Linked DNA regions of Homo sapiens: region 2 is linked to region 1. A link is a loop called in an ENCODE intact Hi-C map of the cell type or tissue named here. Cell type or tissue: heart left ventricle. All regions are shown on one strand.

Region 1 (8,000 bases):
TAAGAGGAGAATGCACTGTTTGGGGTGGGGGCAAGGATCTGTTTTGTTTTGTTTTTAAATTCAAAAGGGAATTTTTTTAACATTTTCCAGATTGGGAACCAATATACAAGACATCATAATTACTTTCCCAAGAAAGTCAGGGTCCTTAATACTACTCCTTCTAGGCCCAAATCAGAGGTCTGTTTTTTTTCTTCTCTTCCAAGCTTACCTTTGTAAGCTGAAAAGAATCGGTAAGACTTGCCGCCAACAAACTTCTTAGGAGCAGTATTTTTGTTTGCCACTCCCAAACCCCTTGTGGGTGAGGGAGATGTTGGGAGACAAATGTGTGCTTAAATATGAAAATCAAAAGGCTATTTATCAAAGTGTTAACGGTGATTACCTCTGGATAGCAACTTACCTATTTCCCTTGTTCTTTTTCTTATTTCCAAATTTTCTATATTGAATTTCTAGGTAGTAAAACAACAATGAATTATTGTTTAAAGACTGATTAACCGGTTCCTTCTTCAGAAACTGAGCATAAACACTTGTCCTCGTCTCCCCATGGCTGAGACAGTGGCCCTGCCTGGCACCATGGACAGCAATCAGGGAAGGGTGAAAGGGCAAGAGTGGGACAGGCCAGGACTCCAGGTGTACACTCTACCCCGAGCCGACCACTTCAGGAGGAATTCCTGGGGAAATGCAAAATCATTTCCAAATCTTTTCCTTCCCCACCTTCCAGTCAAGCCATGAATCTCCATTTAAAGCAGCCACTCACTCCTTAGTTCTTTTAAACATTTATTTATCTACTGTACAAAATATTTACATCATCAGCTGCAACTGCCTGGCCCTTTCACCTGGCCTGACGAATCTGCAGCAGGGCTTGGTCTCTGCCAATTTTCCAGAAACATGCTGACACTCTCCTAGGTATTCACTCATGTCTGGTCTCCTTCAAAGACGCTAAAAGGCCAGAAGGGTAGCTGGCCCCCCAAGTACCTGGGTCACAAGGACATAAATAAAAGAACTGGCCAAAATAAGAAACACTAATAGAAAATTGCCCAAGAAATAACACTCTCTCATCTCTTTGACATATTGTACCTTTTCCCCACACTGGCTAGTATGAAAGCAGGATTAGAAAAAAAAAAAACAAAACAGTAAAAGAAAAGGCCCAAGAGAGCAAAGATACTTTTGAATAGAGTTCAGACAGAGAATAGAAAACCACAATAGTGCCAAAGGGTTTTGTTTAACAAAGACTGGTGCCTAAGGACCACCACAGGGATGCAGCTTCCCTGGTTGGGTTGCAATGGTGCCTAAGATGCTCTGAAAAAGTGCTATGACTAGAGCTTAAAATGACAGGTCTAGCCAAGACAATCAACTCAATCTCCAGGATCAGTCTCTGGAAGGCTGCCGGAGGGGAGAATTCAGAAAAGCGACTGCCAAAAACAGCAGAACCAGTCCACGTGCCCCCAGCTGGAAACCCCTTTCTGGGCCCAAGGGGCAGCATTATGTTTCCCAGGGTGGTGATAAACCTTCCGGTACATATCCCATGGGAAAACATTTGGGCAAGCAGCAGCACCTTGTCCTGGTCCCTGAGGAGAGCAGTGACCATGTGGCATGGAGGATCCTGGGGTATAGAGACCCTGATGCTGGATCCCGGACCCCAAGGATGAGTGAGGTCAGCACCCATGTGCCAAGAAAGGACAAATGATGACTGCGAAAGACTGAGGTCAGGCAGGAACTGTAGCAGCTCAGGAGGGCTTGTTCCTCATGATCCCTGCGAACAGGAGGGCTCAGACATGCTTCCAGGAGGCCAAGGCATTGCCAAAGTCCTGCCTTGTTTCAGGACTCTGTGTACTTGCTGGTTTTGGCAATAAAGATGGCTTGTAATATTCTCAGAGTTGACTGCCCCATTGGGAATGGTAGCTTGCAGCAAAGCCTTCTTAAAAACACAAATTTGGGAAGTCAATGAGATTTTGAATCTTGAAATTATTTTCAATCAAACAGTAATGAAAAAGGATGTTGTCATCTTCCAAGATACAGCAGCAGGTACTCTTCAATCATCATTCAACAGTGAACCTAATAAGCTTCCTCCCTCCTTAGTTCTCCTTCCTGATAACTGATGGAGCAAAGGGGAGTACAGGGGTTGGCAGGTGTTTACTGTGTAACATATCACCTCCATGTTCATCCCTAGTGTCCTGACGCCAAGGACCTGTGATAAGCACGTAAACTCCTAGTCCCTGTTCCTTTGTCTTAGTGCTGCCAGAGAACACCAAGCAGAGAGAGAATCAGGGATTGCTGGCATACTATTCTTACTGTTCTAATCTTTTGCTACAAAATTTTCTTCAGTAGAATGCTAAAGGATCCCCAGCTTTTAGCAGACTACATAATGGGGAAGTCAGTGGCCCAAGCCGGCCATACTTCAGTGCCAATAACAAACTCAGGGAAAAGCATCAGTAGTCTCCAAGCCAGCCATATGCCTAGGCATGCCCCACTCTGGAGGCTACAGCTCAGCTATCCTTCATATTCTTCAGTCTATCTGCTTTTCTCACTGGCTACAATTCAAGAAAAAGCTTACAGAGTTCTTCTTTGTGGATTAATAATCATTTCCAGAAATGCCCGAAGGGAAAGTGCTTTTTCCAGTTCTGACACCACAAAAAAATATTCTTTTTAGCAGTCCTTAGAGGCAGTCCAGTGCCATGGCCTATGCCTACCATTGTGCAGCGGGACTGCTCCTATGGGCCACCTCCTATCTGTCCCCCTCTCTCCTGGCTCCTGATGAGAAGAGGCAATCACCCCACCCATGAGAAGGACTCAAGTACCAGTCTGGTCAAGTAGTGAGGGCCAAAGAGGGTGTCTCCAAGGAGTATCAGCAGAGGGAGTTTTGGAGCACAGTGTGGATTTAAGGGTCTCCACACCAGTTTCCCAACAGGGCTGAGCCCCGTGTGCCATCTCCCTCAGCTACTGAGATCTTCAAAGGACCAAATAAATGATAGCAGCATGGTCCTCTTCTCATGACAGAATGAAGAGCTCAGCTTACATACCATGCCAAAGTGGCCTGTGGTAGATATGGGCAGGGAGCAGGTGAGGTAAAGACAAGGCTTGTAGGTGACAAAATCCTCCAGACACAGGGGAGCATGCGGCATCTTCTGGCTGATGGTTATGTGTGTTAGGATCAGTGGTTATGATGTCTGTAACTTGCGCCCAGAAGCTCCAGAGAGCATGGGAGCCAACTGGATGACAGGAGAGTGGTCAGAGCATGCCAAAGCCCTCGCAACCCTCGCTGATGGCCAGCTGCAGCATCCTGTGCACCTCTTCATAGGAGTCATATGTAGGGAGGCACAGCTGGTTAAAACTGGAAGGGCAAGGGAGAAGTGATTAACTCATACCACCAAAAACACTGGGCATGCATCAGGCGGGCAGATACCTACCATGTGTGTGCAGTAGGCAGCGTGCTATGGGTCGGAGCGGCAATAATCTGAAATGAGGGACAGAGGGCGGCAAAGCCTCCAGGTGGTAGCTGAGAGGAGCCTGTTGTGAACTGAAGTAGCCGAGCCAACTCCTCCTGGGTCAGACTGGAAACCACAGTCCAAAACCACCTCATGACCTGGCAGGGAGAGCACAAGGCTGGGATCACACACAGTAAACAAGCTAGGATTAGATCCCTGGGGAAGGAACAAGATACACTAAAGTGGGGCTGTGCCCCAGTTACCGTTCTATGAGGACACAGGGTAGGAACAGTTTGACAAGCACTTCAAGAATTTACACTGTCACATGATTAGGAGGGTAGTCACTGACTGTTGGTTCTCTTTCTTCGCCATCTCCAATTTACTACTCCTGTGGCAGTCAGCATGACAGCCCTTAGGGATCAGGGCTCCCTTCTGCCTGGACAACCACCTATCTTTCCCCATGCATCATTTTTTTTTCCCAGAAAACATATCAACTGCTTTGACTCCCCTACTTTTTTCTTCTTTTCCTTTCTTTTTTTTTTTTTTTTTTTTTTTGAGAAAGAGTCTCGCTCTGTCACCCAGGCTGCAGTGCAGTGGCGTGATCTCAGCTCACTCCACCTCCTGGGTTCAAGCGATTCTCCTGCCTCAGCCTCTCGAGTAGCTGGGACTACAGGCATGTGCCACCACACCCAGCTAATTTTTTTTTTTTTTTTTTTGTATTGTTAGTAGAGTCGGGCTTTCACCATGTGGCCAGGCTGGTCTCAAAACTCCTGACTTTGTGATCCGCCTGCCTCAGCCTCCCAAAGTGCTGGGATTACAGGCATGAGCCACTGCGCCCGGCCTCCTCTACTTTTTTCTTCTGAAACTTTTTCCTTATAACATGGCACAAATCCAACTGAAAGAAGTTTGGTCCATTTACCTTTTCTCTGAAATGCCATGAGCCACCAACAACTACTGCATGGGCTTTGAAGTCAGACACACTGATGTCTCCAGTCCCACACATCAGCAGCTGGAAAAAGATGGTAAGGTGTTACTATGACAGTCAGAGAGACAAAGACCCAATATAAGGTCAAAATTACCTAAGTTAACAGGCAAAATGTAGAAGAAAACATTACCAGGAAAAAGACAGAAGGTGAGGTCATAATGCCAGAATACTGCTTTAGGAAAATCAATTACATACAACAGGGCAATAGTTGCTAACCAGTGGGTAAAAAAAAGATTCACATGGCTTTTAAAATATATATTTATACAAGTGTTGGTGGCCCTACCTGGGACCTCTAAATCTGAATCTCTCGGAACAGGTTATGAGCTTATACAGGAAGAAAAAAAATTGCTCAGGTATTTCTTTCTTTTCTTTTTTTTTTTTTTTTTGAGACGGAGTCTCACTGTCTCGGCTCACTGCAACCTCCACCTCTCCACCTTGCATGCTCAAGTGATTCTCCTGCCTCGGCCTCCTGAGTAGCTGGGATTACAGGCGAGGTATTTCTGATGAACACCCTAAGAACTGCTACTATGGATTATTTTTAAATGAAACAAAGGACAAAACACACACACACAAACTGTTTCCTGACAGTCTGCTCTAAACTTAGCCTGGGAATATCAAGGAGAAAAGGCAAGCTGTTTCCCCAAAATCCCCAGGCCCATTTATGAATTTGTCAATGACCTTTCCTTTTTCTTAGGATGCATTCTTTTGTGGATTGAACTTTTACTACCTTCCCTTCAGCTTCTGCCTCTACTTGATCAGATACATTTAAAAGTATGCCAAAAAATGAGAACATTAATGACATCAGAGCCTTAAACATCTTGTTAATGTCCTAATTTGGTTCAGGATCCAGCATGTTACTTAGCAGACTGCAAGTACTCATCCAATAGCTATAAAGAATAATACATTCTAACCAGAGACAAGAAGAGCCCAAACTGAGCCTGAGAAGCCTTGGCTCCTTCAAAAAGAACTTGCTAAGCTGACCAGGAACTAAGAGCAGGATGTGGAACAACTGTAAGAGACCATGTCCTTCCTTTCTACTTACTTCTACAAATTGTTACAAATGCTTTGCTTCAAAATGTAACAAAATTTACCAGTAGTTATTCCTCAGCCCAAAAAATAACAGTGCTAGGTAACAGGTTTATCAGAAACTTTAGGCTGAGCTGTGGAGAGTTCATTTTGTTTGGATTTCACATCTGAAGATATAAAACATGAAAATTACAGAAGATTTTGATTCTTGTTCTCAAATCTACTTCAGTTAATAGAAATAAGAATTGGGCAAGACCACCTAAAATTACTTTTTCCCCCATTTTAAAAGAAAACCTTCCTCCCTAAAGAAACGTTTGCAGAAAGACACTCCTCATAGAAACTACGGGAATTTATAACTAGTAACTTGCACTGCACCATTTTGTACTGATGTCTCATCTGTGAGCAACAGGCCACAACAAATTGATGTTATTCTTTGCCCACACCTGATACGGACTTCAGTTCTGCATAGAATGGTATTTACCATCTTAGAGCCATTTTTTAGTTGTTACAGGATCTGAAATAAGAATGAATTTACTATATAAATAAAAATATATACTATATACTGTTTTGGTCTAATGCTTTTGAAATATGATCTCATCTTTTGGTTTGTTTCCTTCACTTCATTAGAATGTAGCCCATGAGGGCTGGAACTTTGTCTTATTCGTTACTCTCTCTGCAGTGCCTCAGGAGGCACTCAATATATACCTGAAAAAATAAATTCTATTACTCCCTTAAATGTCATAGGATTTTATAGACGGTACATGATATTAACATTCTTTACTACTCATTGATTTTTTTTTTTTTTTTTTTGAGACAGAGTCTTACTCTGTTGCCCAGGCTGGAATGCAGTGGTGCGATCTCGGATCACTGCAACTTCCGCCTCCGGGGTTCAAGTAATTCTCATGCCTCAGCTTCCCAAGTAGCTGGGATTACAAGCGTGCATCACCACACCCAGCTAATTTTTGTATTTTCAGTAGAGACGGGGTTTCACCATGTTGGCCAGGCTGGTCTCGAACTCCTGACCTCAGGTGATCCACCCACCTCAACTTCCCAAAGTGCTGGGATTACAGAAGTGAGCCACCATGCCCGGCCTCAGTGATACTTGATGAATAAATGAGTATTAATTATTACTCTTCATAAATAATGAGCTACTTGCTACTTTCATTTATTTATCCCTTAAGCTAATATCTCTGCACTCTTTGCTACTAATTTTCACATTCTAATTTTTTAAAGGCTGAAGGGTCAATGAATGGAGGAGCGACAAAAGTGAAACCACCTCTTGCATAAATGGCTTTCCAGCTGCATCTCATAAGAGAAGGTACACCAAGCTGGTTCCTGTAAGCTACAAAAATGCCAAGTTAAGAATGGGAGTCTGAATTGCAATCACTTACCTCAAGCTCATTCTCATCAAAAATAGCCAAAAGGTTCTCAGGGACCAATTCATTCAGGCCTGAAACAAAGTAGGCAAGTTAAAGTCATACCCACACCATGGATACAGGTATTTTAACTTCAAGGCCAAGAACAGACAGGATCCCACCTTTTAGGAAATGTTCCACCTCCTCTTTCACTTGACTGGCCAGCCGATATTGGGCCAGCAAATTTAAATAGAAGATTTTATTCGCATTGGTGACTGGAGTTTGAGCTCCACCTGTCATGAGTTCTACAACCTGTAACAGGCAGCAAAAGACAGACAAGGGAGAGGCTGTGGATGGAAATTTATGAGATGACATCTGCCTGGATGTTTTATAGACACAGATTACTGACCTCCATCACTGTCAGTCACAAGTTTCTGCTGTGCATTCAGCTTTTCAACACACTTGGTTTAATTTAGTTCCTAAGCTTCAGGGTTCCTACCACTATTGCTGTATACTAGCTATTATTTCTGAAATGGGTGCCTGGGTAAGGTCTTCTCTGACTCAGTCAAGTAGTAGTGATGCAATAGGAAGATACTATGGCTCCTCGCTAGCAATGTTTTAATCTATGATCCAAAATGAAACCACTATTGACCTCTTCTCTAAGCAACTAAGAGTAAAATCAGATAAGCAGTAAGGAAGTCTTTTTATGTCTCAGAAATTCCAAGATGGGAACAATTGTTCCCACACATTCTTTTATCTCTAATGTGAGTCAACAGAACAAGCCACAGTTTGATACTTGAAGATCCTGGATTCTAATCTCAGCCCTGATGCTAGCTTGCTACAGACCTTTGGTTAATTGCCCCTCCAGACCTTAGGGGAAATTATTTGGCCTGAACTTTCCTCTCTGCAAAGAAAAAGGTGAACAAACTGTATGACTCTCAAACAGAATTGGTATCCCCCAATAAACTCCTAAGGGAACTTTGAAGGAGCCCTGAAGCACAGCTTAAAACCATCATCCAGGAATATTTGTGTAGAGTGACCAAGGTTGTCTCCACAGGTGAATGAAGTTACAAGATCAGATTTTAAGACAACAGCATGGTAGCAATAGCATGCTACTCCACAGCAGGGATTCTCAATGGATCTAAAAATGTAAAACATTTTTTCTGTTGGTATGCACAATCCTGGATTTTTTTTTTAATGTAAGCATTTCTA
Region 2 (8,000 bases), 150 kb after region 1:
CCACTGCATTCCAGCCTGGTTGACAAAGTAAGACCCCAATCTCAAAAAAAAAAAGTAAACATTTACTGTGTGGAGTACCTTCCTATAGAGAAAATTGGGCAGTTAATGCTGTTGCGTTATAAAGCAGAGAACCCCAAATATTTTTTATTTGCTGAAGCGCTTCCTATTACACCTTCTAGAGCTCAGTCATATCGAGACAAAAAAGACCATTCCTCATCCAGAAGAGGGGGTTTTGATAGGCCATCCTATGACCGGAAGTCTGACCGACCAGTCTATGAAGGACCATCCATGTTTGGAGGTAGAGTGATGCCTTATTAACTACAAGGATGTTGAGAATGTAAAGCATGGGAGATGCTTTCCATTGTAGCTATGAATTTAAACTTTTAGAGTAAAACGTATTCACAGATTTCTTAGAGCTGGTGGCATTGTCCTAAAAAATAGCAGTGTAATTAATGAAATAAAGCATGTTTATTTTTAAAACAAAGTAGAATCAAAATTACTGATAGTCTCACTACCTACCATACTACAGCTATTATAATTTTGTAGCTTTCCTCTCATTCGCTCTTTACAGACATATTTATGAAGTTGTAATCAAAGTATAATAATACAATTTCTTTATCGTGATTGTTCTGATTGATATTGCACCATACACATTTTTCATATGTAAACCTATTTTATTAATGGCTCTGTGACATTCCATTGAGTGGATAAAATATAAGACCAAGACCCTTATTCTTAGTTATTTAGGTTGCTTTTAGTTTTTCACTGCTATGATTTACACTTAAACTAGAAACTCATACCTATTTTTAGGAACAGGCTCTCCTAAGATGGTATAACTCTTACTCTTAAAACCATAAAGCAGAAGTTACAGAACTTAGGACTATCCAGCAAAGCATTTATTATTCTTCCATGTCCTGTTGCTTAACTTTCCTACATTTAATACAAACAAGGATGAATTCAGTGTTTTGCAGAACATTCTATTTGCCTGAAATCATACTTAAATCTTCTCATTTTCTTGACTTCAGTAGATTTTACATTACCTTAAATTTTCTCTAATTAAAGTTAAAAGTGGCCCCAAAATCACTGGACTTGGTTTGAATTATATTACCTTAGGATGTGTGGGGAGAGTTGAATTTCAAAATAATTACTCTACAAATAGTAATTTTGTTCAACTGCTGGAATCCTAGGAGAACGAAGGACTTATCCTGAGGAGCGAATGCCTCTGCCAGCTCCTTCACTGAGCCACCAGCCTCCTCCAGCTCCACGAGTCGAGAAGAAGCCTGAATCAAAGAATGTGGACGATATTTTGAAACCACCGGGCCGGGAGAGCAGACCTGAGAGAGTGAGTCCTATGAAGTTGATTCGTCTTCGTGCAAACCAGAAGATAAGAGATCTTGTTAATATCCTGAAAAGAATTTCTTTATTTTTCTGCAACATAGTAATAATATCAGATTCAAGACGTTTTACTATCTCTAAATCACCATATAATCTCATAAATGGCCTACACTATAGAATCTTTAAGAATTTAGCACTAAAGTACTTGGCAAAAAAGATGTTGAATTTTAAAACATATTAATGAGACCTCAATTAATTGCGCGTTGAAGAGAGGAAAAGTGGATTTGGTTTTATGGTGTGTGGAATAGAAAGGGAGAATTAGGAGACTTGATTAGCTTAGGCTTAATTTCCTAGTGACCTCCAAATGTGCGCATTCTATTAAATTTGTCTTATTACAGAATAATTAGACTGACTCCATTTGAATTAACTGGTACTGGAGATTTCAGCCAGATATTTTAATTCCATATATACAGAATTAATAGATTGTTGTTTTAAAGTCTTTTTGCCTACTATTACTATATAGCTACTTGACCTTTCCTGTGGTTGCTGTTTGCATGATAAATCTTTTACCATTTCCTTCCTTTCATTCTATTTGTATCTTTTAATGTAAAGTGTGTCTCCTGTAGTATGCCTATGGTTGGATCTTTTTTTTTTTCCATTCAGGTTCCCTTTATTTCTGACATTTCTTCACCATCCTTGCAAGGGTAACTCCCTAATCACTCTAGAAATTCAGATTCCTGTTTCTGACTCCGTAGGACACAGCGGATCGTGTTTTTTAATGCAGTCTGAAAATCTCTGCCTTTTGATTGGATTGTTTAATACATTCACATTTTTTTTTTAAATTATGGATTCAGGATACATGTGCAGGTTCATTACACAGGTATTTTGTGTAATGCTGGAGTTTGGGCTTCTAAAGAGCCTGTCACCCAAAAAGTGAACATAGTACCCTGTAGTAAAGTTATTATTGATGGCTTAATTTCATTTTTGGATTGTTCCTTGCAAATATATGGAAATATGGTTTATTTTTGTTTATTCGTCTTGTATCCTGCAATACCACTGAATTCATTTATTACTTTTAGTAGGTTTTTAGTTGATTCTTAAGGTTTTCTATGTATAAGATCATGTCATCTGCAAATATACTTTTACTTCTTTCTTTCTGAATTGAATGCCTTTTATTTCTTGCCTAATTGCCCTGGCTAGAACCTCCAATGCAGTGTTGAATAGACATGGCAAGAGTGGACATTCTTGTCTTGTATCTGATTTAGAGAGAAAAAAATACAATCTTTTACCATTAAGAATGATGTTGCTGGGTGTGGTGGCTCACGCCTGTAATCCCAGCACTTTGGGAGGCTGAGATGGGCGGATCATGAGGTCAGGAGATTGAGACCATCCTGGCTAACACGGTGAAACCCCGTCTGTACTAAAAATACAAAAAATTAGCTGGGCGTGGTGGCAGGCACCTGTAGTCCCAGCTACTCAGGAGGCTAAGGCAGGAGAATGGCATGAACCCAGGAGGCGGAGCTTGCAGTGAGCCAAGATCGCGCCACTGCACTCCAGCCTGGGCGACAGAGCGAGACTCCGTCTTTAAAAAAAAGAAGAATGATATTAGCTGTGGAATTTTTTTGTAGATGCACTTCATTAGGTTGAGAAAGTTCCCTTCTATTCCTAGTTTGTTGAATGTTTTTATCATGAGAGGATGTTGGATTTGTTGAATGCTTTTTCTGTGTCAGTTGAGATGATCGTGTGATTTTGGTTTTTAGTCTGTTGATATGATGTGTTACATTAATTGATTTCATATGTTAACTTGCATTCCTGGGATAAATCCCACTTGATCATGGTGTGTAATAATTTTTATATGTTGCTGGATTCAGCTTGCTAATATTTTGTTGAGGATTTTTGCATCCATATTCATAGGAGATATTGTAGTTTTCTTGTCTGTATGTGGTTTGGTGTAATGCTGGCCTCATAAAGTAAGTTAGAAATTATTCCTTCCTATTCTATGTTTTTGAAGACCTTGGGAAGAGTCGGTATTTAAATGTTTGGTGAATTCAGTAATGAAGTCATCCAGGCTTAGGCTTTTCTTTGTGTGTAGTTTTTTAAAATTATTGTCTTAGATTCTTCACTTGTTATAGGTCTATTCAGATTGTTTATTTGTTCTTGAGTAAATTTTAGTAGTCTACATCTTTCCAGGAATTTGTCTGTTTCACCTAAATTATCTAATTTGTTGGCATACAATTGTTCATAGTATTCCTTTGTAATCTTTTTTATAAGGTTGGTAGTAATGTCTCCTCCTTCATTTCTTTTTTACTCGAGGCAGAGTCTCACTATTGCCCAGGCTGGGGTTGCACTCCTGGGCTCAAGTGACCCTCCTGCCTCAGCCTCCTGAGGAACTGGGATTATAGGCACATGCCACTGAGCCCAGCTTTCATTTCTGATTCTGGTAATTTGAATCTTCTTTTTTTTCTATTCAGCCTAGGTAAGAGTTCATCAATTTTGTTGATCTTAGTCAGGCGTGGTGGCTCATGCCTGTCATCCCAGCACTTTGGGAGGCTGAGGTGGGCGGATCACTTGAGGCTAGGAGTTCAAGACCAGCCTGGTCAACACGGTGAAACCCCATCTCTACTAAAAACACAAAAATTAGGCGGGCGTGGTGGCAGGCACCTGTAATCCCAGCTGCTTGGGAGGCTGAGGCATGAGAATCGCTCAAACCTGGGAGGCAGAGGTTGCGATGAGCCAAGATTGCACCACTGCACTCCAGCCTGGGCAACAGAGCAAGACTCCATCTCAAAAAAAAAAAAAAAAGTTGGTCTTTTTAAAGAACCACTGCCACCGTTTGGTTTTATTGACTTTTTCTCTTTTGTTTTTCTGTTTTCTATTTTATTAACTTCTGCTTTAATCTTTATTGTTTCTTTCCTCTGTTTCTTTAGTTTGCTCTTCTTTTTCAAGTGTCTTAAAGTGGATGGTTAAGTTATTGATTTGAGACCTATTTCTTTCCTACTATAGGCATTTATAGCTATCAATTTCCTTTTAAGCACTGCTTTAGCTGTATCCTGTAAGCTTTGGTGTGTTGTGTTTTTTTCATTCATCTCAGAGTATTTTCTGGTTCCTCCTGGTTTCTGGCTCCTCTTGATTTCTGGTTCCTCTTCATTTTTTCTTTGATTCATTGGTTATTTAGGAGTATGTTGTTTAGTTTTCACGTATTTGTGAGTTTCTCTAATTTTTTCTTACTATTAATTTCTAATTTCATTCCACTGTGGTCCAGTGACATACTTTATATTATTTCTGTCCTTTCAAATTTATGAAGGTTTGTTTCATGGCCTGTTGTATAGTCTATCCTGGAAAATGGTAGGTCATTGTTAACTGTTATCTCATTGCAGAAAATTTTCTCTCAGTGATTTTTTTTTTTTTTTGGTCTATTCTGTTTCAGATTGTTGTTATAATGAGAGGATTACCTGGCAGTGGAAAGACACATGTTGCAAAACTTATTCGAGTGAGTATGGGGAAGCTGAAAAATCAGCTGCTTGTGCTGCTTGTGTTAGTAGTCACTTGCCTTCTTATTAATAGCAAGCAACATAATGCCAATAGAATTGTCTTCCATTTGATCCATTACAGTTGGCCCATGTGGTAGATGTTGTCCCATATATATTTTTATCTACTCAGAGAAACATTTTTGCCTCTGCTTGATTTGAAACCACCAGAAGATTGTATATTATTTAGCCACAAGAGGGAACTTTGGTGTGAACATTAATTTATTCCATAAATTCGTTTTAACCTTCTTGACTGTATGATTCTTAGGATAAGGAGGTAGAATTTGGAGGACCTGCACCCAGAGTTCTAAGCCTGGATGATTACTTCATCACTGAAGTGGAAAAAGAAGAAAAAGATCCAGATTCTGGAAAGAAAGTGAAAAAGAAGGTATGGTATTCATCTCAGATCTCGTTCTGATTCATTAATAGTATTTAAAGGAAAATGTGTTTGGAGAGAAATGTGGCTTTTTTGAGGGCAGGGACCTCTCTCTTTTCCGAACACAGTACTTTAGTACTTGGGTGTGAAGGAAAGACTACAAAGTCATCTCTATCCAAATACTAACCAAGGAAAAGGTTTTGGATGATTCTTTGCTTTTGCTAATTCCATATCTCTTTTGGGGGACCTTAGGTAATGGAATATGAATATGAAGCTGAGATGGAGGAGACTTACCGCACCAGCATGTTCAAAACTTTCAAAAAGACTCTGGATGATGGCTTTTTTCCCTTCATCATCCTGGATGCCATCAATGACAGAGTTAGGCATTTTGACCAGTTTTGGAGTGCAGCAAAAACCAAGGGATTTGAGGTAGAAGCTTAAAGAACTTTAAAGTACTTTGTGTTGTCATGTAAATGTTATATATCTTTGCCTAATTATTATTCATTCTTGCTTAGGTATATTTGGCTGAAATGAGTGCAGATAACCAGACTTGTGGCAAGAGAAATATTCATGGAAGAAAGCTTAAAGAAATAAATAAGGTGATTTTAAGAAACATAGAATAATAGAGTACTATCATGCGCTGCATAATGATGTTTTGGTTAAGGAAGGACTGCATATATGGTGGTCCCATAAGATTATAATGTATTTTTATTGTACCTTTTCTGTGTTTAGATATGTTTAAGTACACAAATACTTCATTGTGTTGCAGTTGCCTACAGTATTCAGTACATTAACATGCTGTACAAGTTTGTAACCTAGATGTGCAGTAGGCTTTATCATCTAGGTTTGTGTAAGTATACTCCATGATGTTCACACAATGACAAAATTGCCTAATGACCCATTCCTCATAATATATGCCCATTGCTAAGTGATGTGTGACTGTACTCTAAACCTCATATTATCTGTATCAGCACTCTTGTCTGGAAGCTCTTGTTTATCTCCTTTTTTTTTCATAATAACTTTCCTATCTGCTTTAGTAAATGTTTCTCTTCCTTTGTTTCTTTTCCTAGCTCTTCTTGAAATTAGCCTGTTATGGCCTGGCATGGTGGCTTAGGCCTGTAATCCCAGCACTTTGGGAGGCTGAGGTGGGCGGATCGCTTGAGCCTGGGAGTTTGAGACCAACCTGGGCAACATGGCGAAACCCTGTCTCTACAAAAAAATACAAAAATTAGCTGGGCATGGTGTCATGTGCCTGTGGTCCCAGCTACTGGGGAGGCTGAAGTGGGAAGATCACTTGAGCCCACCATGTCAAGGCTGCAGTGAGCCATGTTGGCGCCACTACACTCCAGCCTGGGTGACAGACCGAGATTCTGTCTCAAAAAAAAAAAGAAATTAGCCCATTAGACTTTACAATATTAAATTAATATTTAACAAATATTTAATTAATATTTAACAATATTTTAAAATATTGTTAAATGTTGTTTATCTTGGATGCTTACTTGGTCTTTGAGTAGTTTCTAGAGATAACTCAACCATCTGAATTTTTCAATAGATGGCTGATCACTGGGAAACTGCACCTCGTCACATGATGCGTCTAGATATTCGTTCTTTGCTGCAAGATGCTGCTATTGAAGAGGTGAGTATCCTTTGGTTCAAATGCAATGCAAAGTGATGTTACTTTTTCACCTTTTTACTTTGAAAAACTTAAAACCTACAGAAAAGTTATATGAATAGTATTCATACAAGAACACCTACTGATATGCCTTTCATTGAGATCACGGTTAGTATTTTGCCACATTTTTCTCTGAATGCATGTATTCTTATTAACATTCTTGTTAATGATGTCACTGTTTTTGTGGAACCATTTGAGAGTTAAGTTGCAGATCTTATAAACCTTCACCCTTAAATACATCAGTAGGTATCTTGTAAGAACAAGTACATTCTCTTTTGATTTGATGACAGTTATCAAATGCAGGAAATTTAGTATTGATAAAATACTATATTAAGTAATATAAATTTCCTGAATTAAATTTCTTGAATTATCTCACATATAGTTTATATTCACATTTTACCAGTTGTCCCTATAACGTGGTATATAGAAATTTTCAAAAATCTAAGATTCAATCCTTTAATATAAAATATAGTTTCTCAGCCTTGTCATTGTCATGAAAGATAAAGAATTTATGAAGAGTATAGGCCTGTTTTGTAGAATGCCCCTCAATTTGAATTTGTCTGTTTGTTTCCACATGCTTAGGTTCAGGTTAAACATTAGCGGGAATGCTACATAAGTGATACTGTGCCCTCTCAGTGTGTCACATCAGGAGCCATATGGTGTTAATTTATCTCATTATTGGTGATTTAAGCACTGATTACTTGGTTAAGGTGATATCCATCAAATTTTTCTACCTTTTTCTCTTTGTGATAAGTAATCTGTAGGGAGATACTCTTAATATCTTTTCCCCAACAAATTTTCATTCACTGGTAATTCTTGCCTGAATTAATTATTTATTTGATGGAAGGAAAAATTTTCTATTTTTTACCAGTTGTAGGTTTCTGTTTGTTTGACCTCTTCCATACTCAATATTGTCATTGTGCTTTTTTTTTTTTTTTTTTTGAGGTGGAGTCTCACTCTGTCACCTAGATTGTAGTGCAGTGGTGTAATCTCGGCTCACTGCAACCTCCGCCTCCAGGGTTCAGGCGATTCTCCTGCCTCAGCCTCCTTATTAGCTGGAACTACAGGCATGCGCCACCATGCCTGGCTA

The links. Peaks named below come from ENCODE experiments on the same cell type or tissue, not always from the same donor. Only the 100,000 strongest peaks of a DNase experiment are listed, where the experiment ranks them.
Region 2: it touches region 1 in a loop (2.0-fold over the local background); 4 of 110 quality-filtered maps call a loop at or near these places.

Annotation. Positions count from the first base shown.
Region 1 is chr14:74,660,495-74,668,494 of GRCh38, forward strand. AREL1 (apoptosis resistant E3 ubiquitin protein ligase 1) reads right to left here. Exons shown (of 20, transcript NM_001039479.2): 16 at 6,971-7,100; 17 at 6,825-6,883; 18 at 4,342-4,431; 19 at 3,405-3,580; 20 at 762-3,328. The coding sequence ends at 3,226. Among named protein-coding and RNA genes, the nearest start is that of AREL1, 49 kb to the right of the region's middle. In heart left ventricle, no CTCF peak of the experiment used is centred here; no DNase peak of the experiment used is centred here; H3K27ac peaks cover 3,804 bases.
Region 2 is chr14:74,811,441-74,819,440 of GRCh38, forward strand. It overlaps YLPM1 (YLP motif containing 1), which reads left to right. Exons shown (of 21, transcript NM_019589.3): 10 at 180-298; 11 at 1,188-1,342; 12 at 4,763-4,825; 13 at 5,131-5,250; 14 at 5,491-5,667; 15 at 5,754-5,837; 16 at 6,791-6,874. Among named protein-coding and RNA genes, the nearest start is that of YLPM1, 52 kb to the left of the region's middle. In heart left ventricle, no CTCF peak of the experiment used is centred here; no DNase peak of the experiment used is centred here.